Regions from separate parts of the Homo sapiens genome. Here region 1 is linked to region 2. A link is an interaction called in ENCODE POLR2A ChIA-PET data of the cell type or tissue named here. Cell type or tissue: CD4-positive, alpha-beta T cell. All regions are shown on one strand.

Region 1 (8,000 bases), 130 kb before region 2:
ACAGGATAGTTCAAATAAGGAATAACAAGTTCTAAAACTTGCATCTTTTCCAACTGATTTGAAATTAGGTGGCCAGGGTAATGCCTTACTTGTCAAATGACTCCTCCATTCTCTGGGATAAACAAGTTTTCCAGCTGGCAAACTCGCTAAAAGCGCACACACAGAGCACAGGGGCTAACCTTGTCCCCAAGCTGCCGGCCGGACATGAGCTGGGAAATTGTAAAAGGGGGAGCCTGGCCCACAGAGGGGTCCACAATAGTGAGCACCTCTTCAGCGGGGCTTGCCAAGGAAGGGGTGAGTCAACATTCTCTCTGTTGTGCTAACAAAAAGAAGCAACAGAACCTGCTTCTTCCAGCTCATATTCATACACATAGTCACCCCAAAGGGCAGAGCACTGGGGACCCTAAGCTGCCAAGACACTCCATGGCCTTGAGCTCAAGGTGTGGCCAAGTACACATTACTAGGGAGCTTGTGCTAATGTAGCATCACATGAGTGACACAAAGTACCCTCAAGAAGGGGGTCCCAAAGTGGTTGTACCCTAAGATTTTGGAAAGCTTTGAAAAAGCACCCACTTGCAAACTTCTGGGGAAAGTTCCAAAAGGTGCTCGGGCATGGCCAAGTTTGAGAACCACAGTCCCACAGAAGCATATGGCAGTTTCCTGAGCACCATGTAAACAGGAAGGCTTCCCTGAGGAGGAAACGGACAGGGTCGGTGGGGAGAATTTGGGGAAACAGACCCCCAGAGACCAGGGCCAGCAGGTGACCCGTACACACAGGGAGCTCCCTAAGAAGCACTGGGCTTGGCTGGGGAGAGGCCAGGCTGGGAGGGCACATGAGGACCAGACCCTGAACTTCATTAGGTAAGAAACGAGGGGCCCCTCGATGGTTTATAGTGCTTGCTTTTTTTTTTTTTTTTTTTTTTTTTTTTGAGACAGAGTCTCACTCTGTCGCCCAGGCTGGAATGAAATGATGCGATCTCAGCTCACTGCAACCTCTGCCTCCCGGGTTCAAGTGATTCTTGTGCCTCAGCCTCCTGAGTAGCTGGGATTACAGGCGCCCGCCACCATGTCTGTCTAATTTTTATATTTTTAGTAGAGACGGGGTTTCATCATGTTGGTCAGGCTGGTCTTGAATTCCTGTCCTCAGTTGAACCACCGCCTCAGCTTCCCAAAGCACTGGGATTACAGGTGTTAGCCACCATGCCCAGCCTTAGTTCACAGCGCTTTTAACAATGGGCAGAATATGACCCTTCTAAATGGCTCTGTATTTCAGGCATATTCCAGTAAAACTTGTCTTTCCTCTCTAAGGTTCACCTCAGCTACAGTTGCCATGACCCAGGGAGTAGTAATAATACAGCCAGACTAACTGAAGCCCAGTGAAATCTGGACTAATTAGTAGTGATTTTGTTCAATTAAAGTTATTATTCAGTAAACAGAGAAAGTATGAAACGTTAAGTACACCAAACTAGAAGAAAATTTTCCACATACCAAATGATATAATAAATGAATTTGGTTTATTGCTTTCAGTTCATTCACTGAATAATCAGTAAGTGCCTATAATCACAGTGTTAATAGGCACAAACACATATATCATGCCTACATTCATTAACTCATTTAGTCCTTACAACCAAACCACCCCACAAGGCAGGTTACTAGCCCCATTTCTCAGATGAGAAAATGGAGGCTTCGAGCTGTCCTGTGACTCGCCCCCAGTCATCTGCTTGGAAGAAGCTGAGCTAGGATTCACACTCTGGCTTGCCTTAAAGAATGAAGTTACCTTGCAGAGTCCCGTACTTTCAGAGATCAAAAGAAGAGAAGGAGCCCAGTCCTGCTGCCTTGGGTCTTCTATCTGGTAGAGGATACACAGACCCTGGACATTCAAAGACAGAGTCCCTGATTCCTCTGGGGAGCTCACACTTTGGAAATACCGCGTAGCATAAAACTTCCCTCATAAAGGAAGTAAAAGGCAACTGAACATGTAGCATCAGGAGGCCACACACACTCAGCTGCAACAACTGAGGAAGGATCAGCCTTTCCACGGGCCTCCTGGGCAGTCCAGGCCTGTCGAGCTCTAGCTCTCCGGGAACAGCAGCTCAGGCCTTGCCCTCCAGCTGTGCAAGCAGCCCTGCCCATGAGAGGTGACCAGGGCTACCCGAGAGAGCTCAGGGAGCTCAGGTCTGCACACTCCACCACCCACTGAGGGAGTCAAATGTGTGCTTCATAAAACCAGCACCCGAGATGGACTCAAACTATATCCCACCCACATCCTGCCCAAGGTAGGGGGCACGGAAGGAGAGCCGTGAGAGGAGAGGCAGTTAGGAAGTGGCACCCCCACAAATGGGAGAGGCCATGCCAGCAGGTGGCCAGGGAGGCCCAGGCCAGGACAGCATGAGGCGTCTCAGACAGGGCAGTGGGCACTGGGTGTGAAGGGCAAAGGGCCCTGTGGGAGTGGAAATGGCCACCCTGCATCACCACTCTCTCCTAGCTCCAGGCTCCCTGCCCTCCGAGGGACCTGGCCAGGGCTCAGGCCTTGACTGCCTCCCGCTGTCCTGTAGACAAAGCCTGGCTATGGGGAGCACCCACGCCCACTTCGGGTGATGAGCCCTCTTCCTACTTAGTCTAGAAAATCTTTGCTAAATTGAATTTAGCTCTGATTCTGCCTCCTTCACAAGGGACACAGACTCTGACACCAGCCACCATGAAGTCAGTCTCAAAGGGGACATTTCTAGAACTGGAAAGGCCAGCAATACCAAAACACTCTCAGTGAGGAGAAGAAACTGTGCATCTGGAGTCCTGCAGGGGTGCTGTGATCATGTCACTGTGTACAGCGCTGCTTTCTAGGAGGCATGCATCATGGCCAATGATACAGTATGTTCCTTCAACACTGTTATTAATATTTAATTCTCAGAGTCACCCAAAACAAATAAAAGTACCAACAACAGCAGAAGCATGGACCCTGCCCGCCTGCAGTGCATGGCTCTCCTCAGGCCCCATCTCTCACCTCCATAAGCACATCCAGGCTGTCCACATCCTCATGTTGGGGGAAAGGCCCCTCTGCACCCCTTCTCATCCACCTAGCCAACTCTTCCCTGCAGATCTCGCCTCCAGCAGCAGACAGACTCTTCTAACAAAAACCCAACTTTACCACCCTGCTTTAAAATCTTAATGGCTTCCCACAGCTCTGACAAAAAAGCCCAAACCCACCCCAGCCTGGAAAGCACTTCCTGCCTCAGAGGCTGCTCACCCAGCGCACCTCCCACGCCCACTCCCTCTGGCAAGAAACATCCCTTCCACCCCACAGCCACGTACCCCCTTCCCCCACCACAGGCAGGGAACCCCCATGCCCTGCCCAGAGAAGCAACCCACATCAGTTCCTCCCCAGCCCTGCCGTGGCTGCTGGGATGCACATGGACTGTGCCCTGCAGGAAGGAAGACCTGATCTTGCAGCCAGGCCCAGCATCTGGTCCCAGGAAGCTTCCTGCAGAGCCGAACAATGAGGGGCAGGGCCCAAATCATTCTGGAACTGGAGGTGACCAAGCCACTCTTCAACAAAGAGTTATGTGCACCTACTGTGTGCTGGGAACTTGGTGTAAAGCCATGAACAAAACAGACAAAAATCCTTGCTCTCATGTAGCATATATTATAAATAAATAAGACCAAATGGAATACAGGTAGGAATGACTCTCCAGGAGGGTCAGGGAGGGTGAGAATAAAGCCCACTGCTTTCATTCCTTTTTGCTGCATTTTGAAATTTCAAAAACTAAATGAGGCAATAAAAATTAATCCTTCATCAAAAGAGAACATGGGTTTAAAAATGATGAAAAACACTGACTTGGAGAAATAAGTAAATAAAAGCATAAAACTCGAATGGACCCTACAGTCTTGTAGTGTTCCACAGCTCTAGGCTGCTAAGGGAAGATGATAAAACTGGGCATGGTGGCTCACACCTGTAATCCTAGCACTTTGGGAGGCTGAAGCGGGCAGATCACTTGAGCTCAGGAGTTCAAGACCAGCCTGGCCAACATGGTGAAACCCATCTCTACTAAAAATACAAAAATTAGCCGGGTGTGGTGGCGGGAGCCTGTAATCCCAGCTACTCGGAAGGCTGAGGCACAAGAATCACTTGAACCCAGAAGGTGGAAGTTGCAGTGAGCTGAGATCGCATCACTGCACTCCAGCCTGGGCGACACAGTGAGACTGTCTCAAAAAAAGCAAACAAGCGTAGGACTTGAAGACAACAACTAAAATTACTATAACACAAAGTTTAATAAATCAGGGGAGAAATCCTAAGTCAATGAAAACATGTGAAAACCCAAGAGAAAATGGAGAAGATCAAAGGAAAATCTTTCCCTGGAGGGAATGACTTTGTTAAACAGAAAACTTTTAAAAAATATTTTACCTATTGGCCGGGCGCGGTGGCTCACACCTTTAATCCCAGCACTTTGGGAGGCTGAGGCCGGCGGATCACGAGGTCAGGAGATCGAGACCATCCTGGCTAACGCTGTGAAACCCCGTCTCTACTAAAAATACAAAAAAAAAATTAGTCGGGCGTGGTGGCGGCACCTGTACTCCCAGCCACTCAGGAGGCTGAGGCAGGAGAATGGCGTGAACCCGGGAGGCGGAGCTTGCAGTAAGCCAAGATCGCACCACTGCACTCCAGCCTGGGCAACAGAGCGAGACTCCATCTCAAAAAAAAAAAAATTTTACCTTTCAAACAAGAATAAGCCAGGATAAATACAAAGTATGCCAAAATCGGGGGTGGGGGGTGGGAGCTGGGAGGGGAGGTTGCAAGTAAATGTAGTAACAAACAATATAAAAACTTTGATAACTAGAACTAGGAAAAAAACCAACAAATTAAATAAAATAAGGCTAAAGAATGTGACAGACATGGAAGATAAAGAAGCCTCCCCCACCACCCCACAGCCCCTCTTCTGGACTCCTGAGCTCACTTAACCAGCCTGCTGCTGTACTCAGCAGAAGCCCTGACACCTTCATCTACTCCACCCCCTTCTGACCTGATCACTAGCCTGCCCACTGCCCCCTAGACACCTCCGCACTCTCCACTCCACTCTCTCCTAACAATCCTACAAACCTCCCTCCCCTTCCAGTTCACCCTCCACCCTACAGCCAGAGTAGAACTTTCTGACACCTGCAAATCTGAGAATTTCACCAAATAAAACTATTCAACAGCAGCCCAAGTCCTGAGGAGTAAGTCCCAAGCTCTGCCCTGGTCCCCTCTGGAGTCCTCTCACTCTGGCCTCTGCCAGCCACTCTGGTCCCCTCTGGTGTCCTCTCACTCTGCCCCCCCCCCCCAGCCACCCTGGTCCCCTCTGGTGTCCTCTCGCCTCGCTCTGGCCCCCCGCCAGCCACCCTGCTCCCCTCTGGTGTCCTCTCACTCTGGCCTCTGCCAGCCACCCTGGTCCCCTCTGGAGTCCTCTCACTCTGGCCTCTGCCAGCCACCCTGGTCCCCTCTGGAGTCCTCTCACTCTGCTGCCCCCCTCAGCCACCCTGGTCCCCTCTGGTGTCCTCTCGCTCTGGCCCCCCCCCCAGCCACCCTGGTCCCCTCTGGAGTCCTCTCACTCTGGCCTCTGCCAGCCACCCTGGTCCCCTCTGGAGTCCTCTCACTCTGGCACCCCCCCCCCCCCAGCCACCCTGGTCCCCTCTGGAGTCCTCTCACTCTGGCCCCCCCCGCAGCCACCCTGGTCCCCTCTGGTGTCCTCTCACTCTGGCCTCTGCCAGCCACCCTGCTCCCCTCTGGTGTCCTCTCACTCTGGCCTCTGCCAGCCACCCTGGTCCCCTCTGGAGTCCTCTCACTCTGGCGCCCCCCCCCCCAGCCACCCTGGTCCCCTCTGGAGTCCTCTCGCTCTGCCCCCCCCAGCCACCCTGGTCCCCTCTGGTGTCCTCTCGCTCTGGCCCCCCCCAGCCACGCTGGTCCCCTCTGGTGTCCTCTTGCTCTGGCCTCCATCAGCCACCCTGGCCCTTCCACCACTTTGCACACTCCACGTGGTGTCCCCATCCCAAGGTCTTCGCACTGCTGGTCCCTCCACCTGCCCCATCCCCGAGGTGCCTATTTGCACAAGAAACACACAGACACACACAAAGAAACACACAGACACACACCAACACACAGACACACATACCCTCTCAGGCTCATGCTTCCCTCAGTGGATTTACCACTATCATTCTTCATGTCTCAGCTATGAGACCTCACTTCCTCTGAGAAGACTGCCCAGCCCCTCCCCAAGGCCAGGTGGGGTCTTCCACATATCAGGCACCATGTACTGCTCTTCCATCGGAGCTTGTCTCAGCCTGTAACTAAGGTTCTATGTATGTGCTTATCTGATCTCCCACGAGAATATAAGCTTGATGCAGAGTGGCTCCTCTCCATTTCTACCCACCGCACTCAGCATGGTGTGTGGCCCACGGTAGACCCCAAAAAAAATGCTTGCCAAAACAATGACTAAATAAACGAGCCAAATTCCCAAAGAACAAGACAAAGCACATGAACCAGAATTCGTTTTTTCAAGTGTAAGAGAAAAGAAGGAAAAAACAGTTTTTCAAAGCTGGAAAGCCCAAACTGGAGTGAGGAAGAAATCAGGCTTGCTCTATCCCAGACCAACCAGTTAGCAAACCCGCATTGCACAAGAGAGAAGGCAACTCTGAGTCTCCGAGCAGAAATGCCTTCAAAGACAGCAACAGCATCGAGCCTGCTCTCGACAACCCCCTGCAACACCAACATTGGGAAATACTATGTTCTCGGAGCTCACTAATAAAATATCGTATTTGATTCCTTTCTGGAAAACAGACCATTTTGCATTATTTTTCTTCCATGTTCTTCAGTCCTTTTTCATTTTCATGGTTTGGTATGAATCGAATAAGAGCTAGTGAAACAAAGCATTGAGTAGCATGTTCTCTGTGACTAAACCCTCAGTAATACACAAAGCTTGACCAAAAAAAGGATGTCACCATATGGGCTGGCTACAAACAGGTCTAGCATAATAAAATTTGTGAACTTGGCCAGGCATGGTGGCTCATGCCTGTAATCTGAACATTTTGGGAGGCTGAGGCCGGTGGATCGCTTGAGCCTGATATTTCAAGGCTGCGGTAAATGGTGATCATGCCACTGCACTCCAGCCCGGGCGACAGAGTAAGACCTGTCTCTTAAATTTAAATTAAAAAAAAAAAAGGAAAAAGGAAAGAAAGGAAGATAGAAAAAGAGAGAAGCGGGGAGGGGAGGGGAAAGGAGAGGAGGGGAGGGGAGGAGAAAAAAGAAAAGAAAAGAAAGGAAAAAGAAAATCTGTGAACTATAAATGTTTAAGAGACAACACAGAAGGGAAGTAGAAGAGAGGTACCAAGAGACCATTAAAATAAGAAAGCATGGCTGGGTGTGGTGGCTCATGCCTGTAACCTCAGCACTTCAGAAGGCCAAGGTGGGTGGACTACTTGCACCCCAAAGTTCAAGAATAGCCTAGGTGACATGGTGAAACTCCTTCTCTACAAAAAAACAAAAATTATCTGGGTATGGTCACATGTGCCTGGAGTCCCAGCTACCCAGAAGGCTGAAGTGGGAAGATTACTTGAGCCTAGGAGGTCGAAGCTGCAGTGAGCCATGACTGCACCACTGTACTCCAGCCTGGGTGACAGAGCAAGACCTTGTCTCAAAAATAAATAAATAAACAAACAAACAAACAAGAAAGCACAATACATTCAGCCACAAAACACAGGCATCAGATATGCAAGAATCCTGACAGCAGAAAATGGCTGAAGCACAATATTTACAAGGCAAAGGGTTTCTGACTAAAATAAGACAGATTCTAACAACATACTGTTTACAAGAATTAAATCTAGGCAAGGCACATCGGCTCATGCCTGTAATACCAACACTTTAGGACACCAAGACAGATCACTTGGGGCCAGAAGTTAGAGACCAGCCAAGGCAACATAGTTAGACCCCATCTCTACAAAAAATAAAAAATTAGCTGGGTGTGGTGACAATGCCT
Region 2 (8,000 bases):
TGCGCATTTTATGCTTAAATACATAGTGTCTCTGACATTAGGAGAGCCCATCACACTTCAAATGACATAATCAAGTCATAGGACATGCTCCCTTTGTTGCTGTTTATCCCAGCGGATGCAAAGTACCTCTGGAATCCCCCTTCCTCATTTTTCTGGGCCACGTCTTTCCTACTTGGAGGAGGGCAAGTAATTATTTTGGTCTTAATGACCTCCTACTGAGATGCAACCTTCATGGAGAAGATAATTAAATGTAATAACCCAAGATTTCATCACCTACTGTTTGGATTCATAAGAACTTGACAGAAAGATTTTTCCTTTTCAATAAATAATTATCTGGATTAGGTAAATATATACTTAAGAACCTGTTACTAAGCAAGTTAAACCTGGTCAAAGTAAATTTATTTTCCTTAGCTATTTATTCCAGGACTATGTGTAATTATTGCACCACATTCTTGGCCAGGATGTAGAAGGGAATAAAAGGCAGGTCGAAAGAAAAAGGACAAGGCTGTGCTTTATTTTCTTGATTGGCTTTCCCAGGGATCTAGGTTTGCGAGAGTCACCTGTGCCCATACAAGGAAGAGAGGAGAACTGCAAAGACAGGAACTGCAAATATGAGCTGAGCCTTTGACAATGTCCTGTTGAAAATAGAATTTTATGGTTTTAAGTACTTGCAACTGTGCTTAGGCCCGGGACCACAAGAAAACACTAGCATTTGCTAAGTTATCAAAACCTTTCAAAGATGTATGTCCTCTGACCCAGAAACTCCTTAGGGAAGCATAGAGATTAAGGAGAGGCCTTAGGCCGGGCTCGGTGGCTCATGCCTGTAATTTCAGCACTTTGGGAGGCCAAGGCGGGCAGATCACCTGAAGTCAGGAGTTCGAGACCAGCCTGACCAACATGGAGAAACCCCATCTCTACTAAAAATACAAAATTAGCTGGGCGTGGTGGCGCATGCCTGTAATCCCAGCTACTTGGGAGGCTGAGGCAGGAGAGTCGCTTAAACCTGGGAGGCGGAGGTTGCAGTGAGCTGAGATTGCACCATTGCACTCCAGCCTGGGCCACAAGAGTGAAACTCCATCTCAAAATAAAATAAAATACAAAATAAAATAACAGGCTTTTACAGCCCTGTGTTTGCATCCTACCTCGGCCCCTTCCTGTATGATCTTGGGCAGGATGCTCAACCTGTCTAAATTATCCCAGTCAACCCGGTTATGCAAATGACACTTTTATAAGCTGTTATTCTGAAGAAACCAAATCTCATTTCCAGGTCAACTATTTATTTACTTTGTGGCTTGGGAAAATACAACTGAGATTAATCTTCCACATCTGAGAGTGCAGACACACACGTACCCTACATATCTAAAGCAAAGGCATGATATGGGAACCTTTGTTTCTTTGTAAATTAAGACGTTAGTTGGTGAATGACTCCTAGTTGAATTTAAACCCCTCCACTTACAGGGAAGCAACCAACATTTTAAAAAATAGTGGATCAAAACTCTAAAACTATATTCCAAAACACATTTCAATAGAAAAGAAACATCCTAGAGCGAAGGAAACTCTTTTCTACCACTATGAAAGCTTCAAATCTCAGAGAAGATACCCCACCTTAACTTGTAGGCAGATTAGGAAAAGCTCCAGAACTAGTTTGATTCCTTTTGTTCCAAGAGATCTTAGTTTTCGCTTAAGTTTCCACTTTAAGTTACAAACCAAAGGGAGCAAGGAGGGAAAAAACAAACAAAACAACAACAACAAAAACCCCACCGCATTACATGGCAGGCACAATTAAGAGGCAGAAAACTGATCGTTCAAAGTGTCAACAGGAAACAGTGAGGCAGTAACGGGTACTGAGTGCAGGAAGTTAGAATTCACATTCACAGCTGATGAACACAAACTTTTTGGAAGGTTATTTGGTGATGTTCCAAAAGCTTTGACCCATCAAATTTTATTTTCAATAATCTATCTCAAGTAAGTAATCAGAAATAGGGTCAAAGGCCGTATCAGTACATGATTTGTGAGAAATTAGAAGCCAGCAAAATACAATTAAAATGATATATGGATGTTAGTTCTGAGTGGTGGAAGAACTGTATGTTTTCATTTTCTTCCTTTAACATTTTTCTTTCTAAAATCTGTAAGATGATTTTACAGAAATAAAAACATTAGAAGCTATGATCACACCACTGCACTCCAGCCTGGGCAACAGAGCAAGACCCTGTCTCAAAAAAAACCAAACAAAAAAAAAAATAAAAACAAAACTTTTAAGAGAGCCAAATTTTCAGAAACACAGTTTTGATTCATTTATCTTTACTTACTGTTCGACTGGTAGAGGTTCCTTTGCTGCTTCTGCAAGCTCTTTCTGCAGCCGGGCTTGCCGCCTCCTGTTGGGAAAAAAAAAAAAAAAGCCCACCATTTATGTCTGCTTAAGAAAGCACGGGGTTTGGGCTCTCTAGAAGCCACCAGTTCTAATAACACATTCAGTGCATGTAAAATAACAACTACCCTGAGCAAAATACTCAAAAGTCACAAGCCCAAACTCATAACATCAGTAAGGCTCCCCTTTTAAAGGGTTTCAGAGTAAAGCCTAGAAGAGAGATAGGCCACATTATTAGAGAAAGCAGTGAACTGGCAAAGGAGGAGGCCTGCCTTCTGGGACCAAGGGTATCTTAGGATAGACACATGCCTCAGGCTCACTGAGGGTTAGTCATGGTTGTGACTTAAGTTTTCTGCAGCAAATAGTCTTACACGGGTTGAGCATCCATTACTCGAAATGTTTGGGACTACCAGTGTTTCAGATTTCGAATTTTCTCAGATTTTGAAGTTTTGCATAAACATGATATAAATCTTGAGGACAGGATCCAGGTCTAAATATGAAATTCAGTTGAAATTAATGGTAAATCGGAAATCTGAAGTGCTCCAATGAGTACTTCCTTTGAGTGTCATGTTGGCACTCAAGAAGTTTCAGATTCTGGAGCATTGTGGAGTTTGGGATATGGGATGCTCAACCTGCATTAACACACCCACAGCCTGATTACTAACAGTGAAGATTTACTTAGGACTTCCCCTTACCTGACATTGTTAATTACTTTACAGACTTTAACTCATTTAAGCCTTATAACAACCTTTTGAGGTAAATATCATTATTGCCATTTATAAATGAGGAAACTGAGGTATAGTGAGATTCTTGAAATGTCAAAGTTTACATAACATTAGTAACTTTAATTTACTAAAGCTTGACATAGAAGTCTTGGCTGTGACAAATTTTTAACATGGTCAAAGTCTCATCCACTAACTCCCCTTCTCAGAATCATTTTTGTCTCTCATTCAAGTCCTAAATTCAGAAACTCCCTAACTCCTAACCCTGACCTTACTCTCTCTTCTTTGATAAATTTCACTTCTAACTATGGCTATGCCTGCTAGGTGGAGGACCCCTAATGTAGAACTCTAGCAATGCTACTGAGCTGCAATCAAGAATTCTGCTGAAATTTCTCGTAAGTTTTTACCACGGTGGTAATTCTCAAAATGAAGGAAAGTCCTCTAGGCAGTATAGCAGAATCTTGGGAAGGGATGTGGGTATAGCTTAAAAAGTGCATTACACTCTTGATTTTATACCTGGAAGATGAAAAATAAGTTTTACAGGGCAAATTACCAAAAATACAATTTATCCAAATTGTCTTAGCTGGTAGAGACAACTGTGAACTAACTCTCTTTGAGGAAAAACCAGAATCTCGGTATAAGGTGTGTGAGTACCACTACTCTATGATTAAAGCACTTGTTGACTGTCTGAAATCTACTTTCTATAACTTCAGGTCCCAGTTCTGCAAGGTGGAGATAAAAACTTGACTTAGGGTCACAGGGAGAGGAAAACACCACCTGTTATCAGGGATTCATCACTATAGCTGAAAGGAAAGGTCTTTAATAGCTCAAACAGAGTCTCTCTCTGTCACCCAGGCTGGAGGGCAGTGACATCATCTCGGCTCACTGCAATCTCCGCTTCCTGTGTTCAAGCGATTCTCCTGTCTCAGCCTCCTGAGTAGCCGGGATTACAGCCACCTGCCACTACATCCAGCTAATTTTTGTGTTTTTAGTAGTAGAGACAGGGTTTTGCCATGTTGGCCAGGCTGATCTTGAACTCCTGACCTCAGGTGATCCACCTGCCTTGGCCTCCCAAAGTGCTGGGATTACAGGCAGCAGCCACCGTGCCCAGCCCTGAGTGCATCTTATGAAGCAGCCACTGTGCCTGACCACAGGGACACGTGGCAGCATAAGGGAAGGAGGCAGAGTGTGAAGAGCTATCTCAAAACAGTGTGCTACATATGGCCCAGGTAAACCACAGCTGCCTGAAGCAGGAAGATGAGGGACATCTAAGCTGGGGAGGCAGGAAGTGGGTAATGACGCAGGAAGGCTTCTAGGAGGAGAGGCTACCTAAGCAAAGTAATGAAGACTCCTCAGGTCCCACATCTGCAATCACATGATACCTCCAAGTGCACAGCCCTAGGAAGATGCTTCAAAGGGTGGGCTAGGGAATGAGGACAGCATTTTCACTAGGAAATGTGCATTACCCCCCGTCCACTGCACTGCTCAGGGGCTCTTCCTTGGCATCACCACACATCTCCCCAACTTCTCCCTCCAGCAGCCTCTCAGCTGACGTGAACATGCAACCTAGCAGCATCCAGCTCACCTGGGGCCCCCAACACCCTCACACTGCTGTCAAGCTCCATGGCATAAGCCAAACAATTCTGCTTAAAGTAAATGTGAGACAGAAACAATACAAAAAGGACAGCTTATTTTTTCTTAATAGAAACCGGAAAATTAGAAAATACAGGTAAGTATAAAATGAGAAATCAAAAACCATAATCTCACCACCCCCAAAAATAAACACCAGTAACAGTACATATAATTCCTTCCAGTCATTTTTTTAAAAAAGTATACAAAATTGGGATCATCTGTATGAAAACATTTTGTGTCCTATTTTCGGTTATATTAATTTTAGGCATTTTCCACAGCACTAAGTATTCTTTTCGTTTTGCTTTTGAGGCAGAGTCTTGCTCTGCTGCCCAGGCTAGAGCCTAGTGGCATGATATTGGCTCACTGCAACTTCCACCTCCCGGGTTCAAGCGATTCTCCTGCCTCAGCCTCCTGAGTAGCTGGGATTACAGGCATCCGCTACCACACCCGGCTAATTTTCGTATTTTTATTAGAGACGGGGTTTCACCATGTTGGCCAGGCTGGTCTCGAATTCCTAACCTCAAGTGATTCACCTTCCTTGGCCTCCCAAAGTGCTAGGATTACAGTGTGCGCCACCACACCAGGCCAATCTTACACCTTCTAACAGTATTTTTATATCCATTTACAGTATTTTTGTATCCATTAAGTAATCTCTCTTTAACCTCCTTCCCCACTACTCTTCCCATGCTCTAGTAACCACAGTTATACTCTGTATCTCTAGGAGAACATTTTTCTTTTAGCCCCACATGTAGAAGCACGCAGTATCTGCCTTCCTGTGCCTGGCTTATTTCACTTAATATACTGTCCTCCAGTTCCATCCAAGTGGTTGTAAATAACATGATTTAATTCATTTTTATAGCGAATAATATTCCATTGTGTGTGTGTACAGCACATTTTCTTTATCCATTAAGCCAATGATGAATATGTAGATTGATCCGTATCTTGGCTATTGTGAATGGTGCTGCCACAAACATGATGGTAGTGCAGATTATCTCTTTGATATGCTAACTTGTTTTTCCATCATCACCCTTTAAAAGACTCTTTCCTATCGTCATTTATTCCCTTTAAAAGACTCTTTCCTATTGTCATTTATTCACTTTTAAATTAACTGGAATAATCTCTTCAAACTCGAAACTACTGATATGGGGATTTAAAAATATGTATGTTCTAATCTGTAGAGCTTTTTTGTTTGTTTCTGGATGGGGTCTCGCTCTGTCACTCAGGCTGGAATGCAGTGGCACAACTTTGGCTCACTGTTGCTTTAACCTACTGGGCTCAAGCAACTCTCCCGCAGCAGCCTCCTGAGTAGCTGAGGCCACAAGCACATACCACCATGCTCAGCTTTTGTTTTTGTTTTTTGTACAGATGGAGTCTCACTATGTTGCTCAGGCTGCTCTTGAAACTCCTGGTTTCAAGCGATCCTCCCGCCTCCGCCTCCGCCTCCGCCTCCGCCTCCCAAAGTGCTGGGATTACAGGCATGAGCTACTTACTGCACCTGGCATCTGCTGAACTTGTGTTAACAGCTTTTCAGCTCATTTTCTTAGGTTTCTAGGTGGGTGATCACTCCTTCTTTTCAATGGTTGGTTGGCCAGAACATCCAGATCGGTGTTCTCTGTGAGTTGTGAGAGTGAACCTCTCCTTGTTCTCTTGCAGGTTTTAGTAAGAGTGTATATAGACGGTTGATCAGTGGACCTTGACCAGGGGATGACTGGGCTCTCTGGGGCAGCTTTTAAACACGCACATTTTCCACAACAGAGATTCAAATTCCTAACGTAATTGATTTCTTGATAATCCATCTTTTAATTCCCATGTCTCAGTAGGTTTCAGATTTATCTTAAATAAATAGACTTAGCAGGATTGCAGGGAATTCTTAAAAAATCTATCAATGGCCAGGCGGTGGGGCTCACACCTCTAATCCCAGCACTTTGGGAGGCCGAGGCGGGTGGATCCTGAGGTCAGGAGTTTGAGATCAGCCTGGCCAACATGGTGAAACTCCACCTCTACTAAAAATACAAAAATTAGCCAGGCGTGGTGGTGTATGCCTGTAATCCCAGCTACTTAGGAGGCTGAGGCAGGAGAATCACTTGACCCCGGGAGGTGGAGGTTGCAGTGAGCCAACATCATGCCACTGCACTCCAGCCTGGGCAACAGAGCGAGACTCTGTCTCAAAAAATAAATAAAAATCTATCAATGAGTCTGATTTAGGAATTTCACATCTATATTCATATAAGGTTGGATTATAGTCTTCTTGTGCATTAGCAAGATCAGAATTTTTATATGGATACAAAAAGCTTCACAAAATTATGGGGAAGAATTCTAATTGTGGTGTATTTCCTTTTTCTAACTCTGGTTTAATTTATATTGTTCAGAATTAGCTTTTCTCCTTGAAACACTGAAAGAATTCCCTGGTAAACCTCCTGTAGTAACTGCCAGGTTTATCTCTTTCTTTTCAAAGACCTAGGTTCTACTCTACTAAGGATGGAAACCACTAACTGTGGATTGATAGCCCACCTGGAGTCTTTTTCATTCTCTGCATTAAGCCGATTGGCTTCCTGGGCTTTCTCAGCCATCCATCTGGTGACCAGCTCCTGGTTCTCTTCCGTAGTTTTCCTCAGTTTTCCCTCCAAGGCAGTAAAAGTGATCTGCAGGGCATCATATTCATCCTTCAGGGTCTGGTTGGCTCTTTCAAGGTCACAAAGCTTAGTGCGCAGGTCTAGGCACTCCGTCTCCAGGTCAGAGATAGTCTGCAAACATTCTGCAATTCTGGAAGCATGACATCAGAGGACGAATAGTACCTCGCCAGAGCCCTGTGCCAGAGCCAGACGGACCTGGCTGAGTGCTTAACACTTTGTGTCTGTTACAACATCTTTTAGCCAGGCCCATCCCCATGGTTTACAGGATAATCCATTAGGAGAGGAAACACCTAAGGTGAAATTCATCCTATTAATGACTAGGAAAAACACGATGTGAAGGAAGAGAAACTTTCGATGCTTAGATTGGTAAAGGGGATTTAAAAGGAGGCTGGAAACCGTATATATTTCACCAGCTCTGACATTTCCTGAGCAAAAGCCTGAGCAAGCGCCCTGCCTTTCCAAGCCTCTAGACCCCTTTCCACATATTAAGGAAACCCAAGCACACGCTACCCCAGCTCCAAGGTCTCAGGATTCAGAGTCCCCATTTATCTTGTCTGCCAGGCTTCTCCCTGGTCAGCAACAGTTTTGCTCACAAACTCATTTCCCTTTTCCCAAGGGCCATGCGCTCAGCTATCCTGGCCCTAC

The links. Peaks named below come from ENCODE experiments on the same cell type or tissue, not always from the same donor. Only the 100,000 strongest peaks of a DNase experiment are listed, where the experiment ranks them.
Region 1: POLR2A ChIA-PET joins it to region 2 with 5 read pairs; 9 of 35 experiments call an interaction of 5 or more read pairs at or near these places.

What each region holds. Positions count from the first base shown.
Region 1 is chr2:233,394,849-233,402,848 of GRCh38, reverse strand. All of the region lies in intron 3 of DGKD (diacylglycerol kinase delta), which reads right to left. Among named protein-coding and RNA genes, the nearest start is that of DGKD, 44 kb to the right of the region's middle. RefSeq lists an enhancer at 3,344-3,849. In CD4-positive, alpha-beta T cell, no CTCF peak of the experiment used is centred here; a DNase peak (open chromatin) is centred at 3,308; H3K4me3 peaks cover 1,284 bases; H3K27ac peaks cover 2,253 bases.
Region 2 is chr2:233,264,377-233,272,376 of GRCh38, reverse strand. It overlaps ATG16L1 (autophagy related 16 like 1), which reads right to left. Exons shown (of 18, transcript NM_030803.7): 5 at 7,234-7,485; 6 at 2,310-2,375. Among named protein-coding and RNA genes, the nearest start is that of ATG16L1, 17 kb to the right of the region's middle. RefSeq lists a silencer at 6,328-6,397. In CD4-positive, alpha-beta T cell, no CTCF peak of the experiment used is centred here; DNase peaks (open chromatin) are centred at 1,826, 3,966 and 4,376; H3K4me3 peaks cover 1,406 bases; H3K27ac peaks cover 5,971 bases.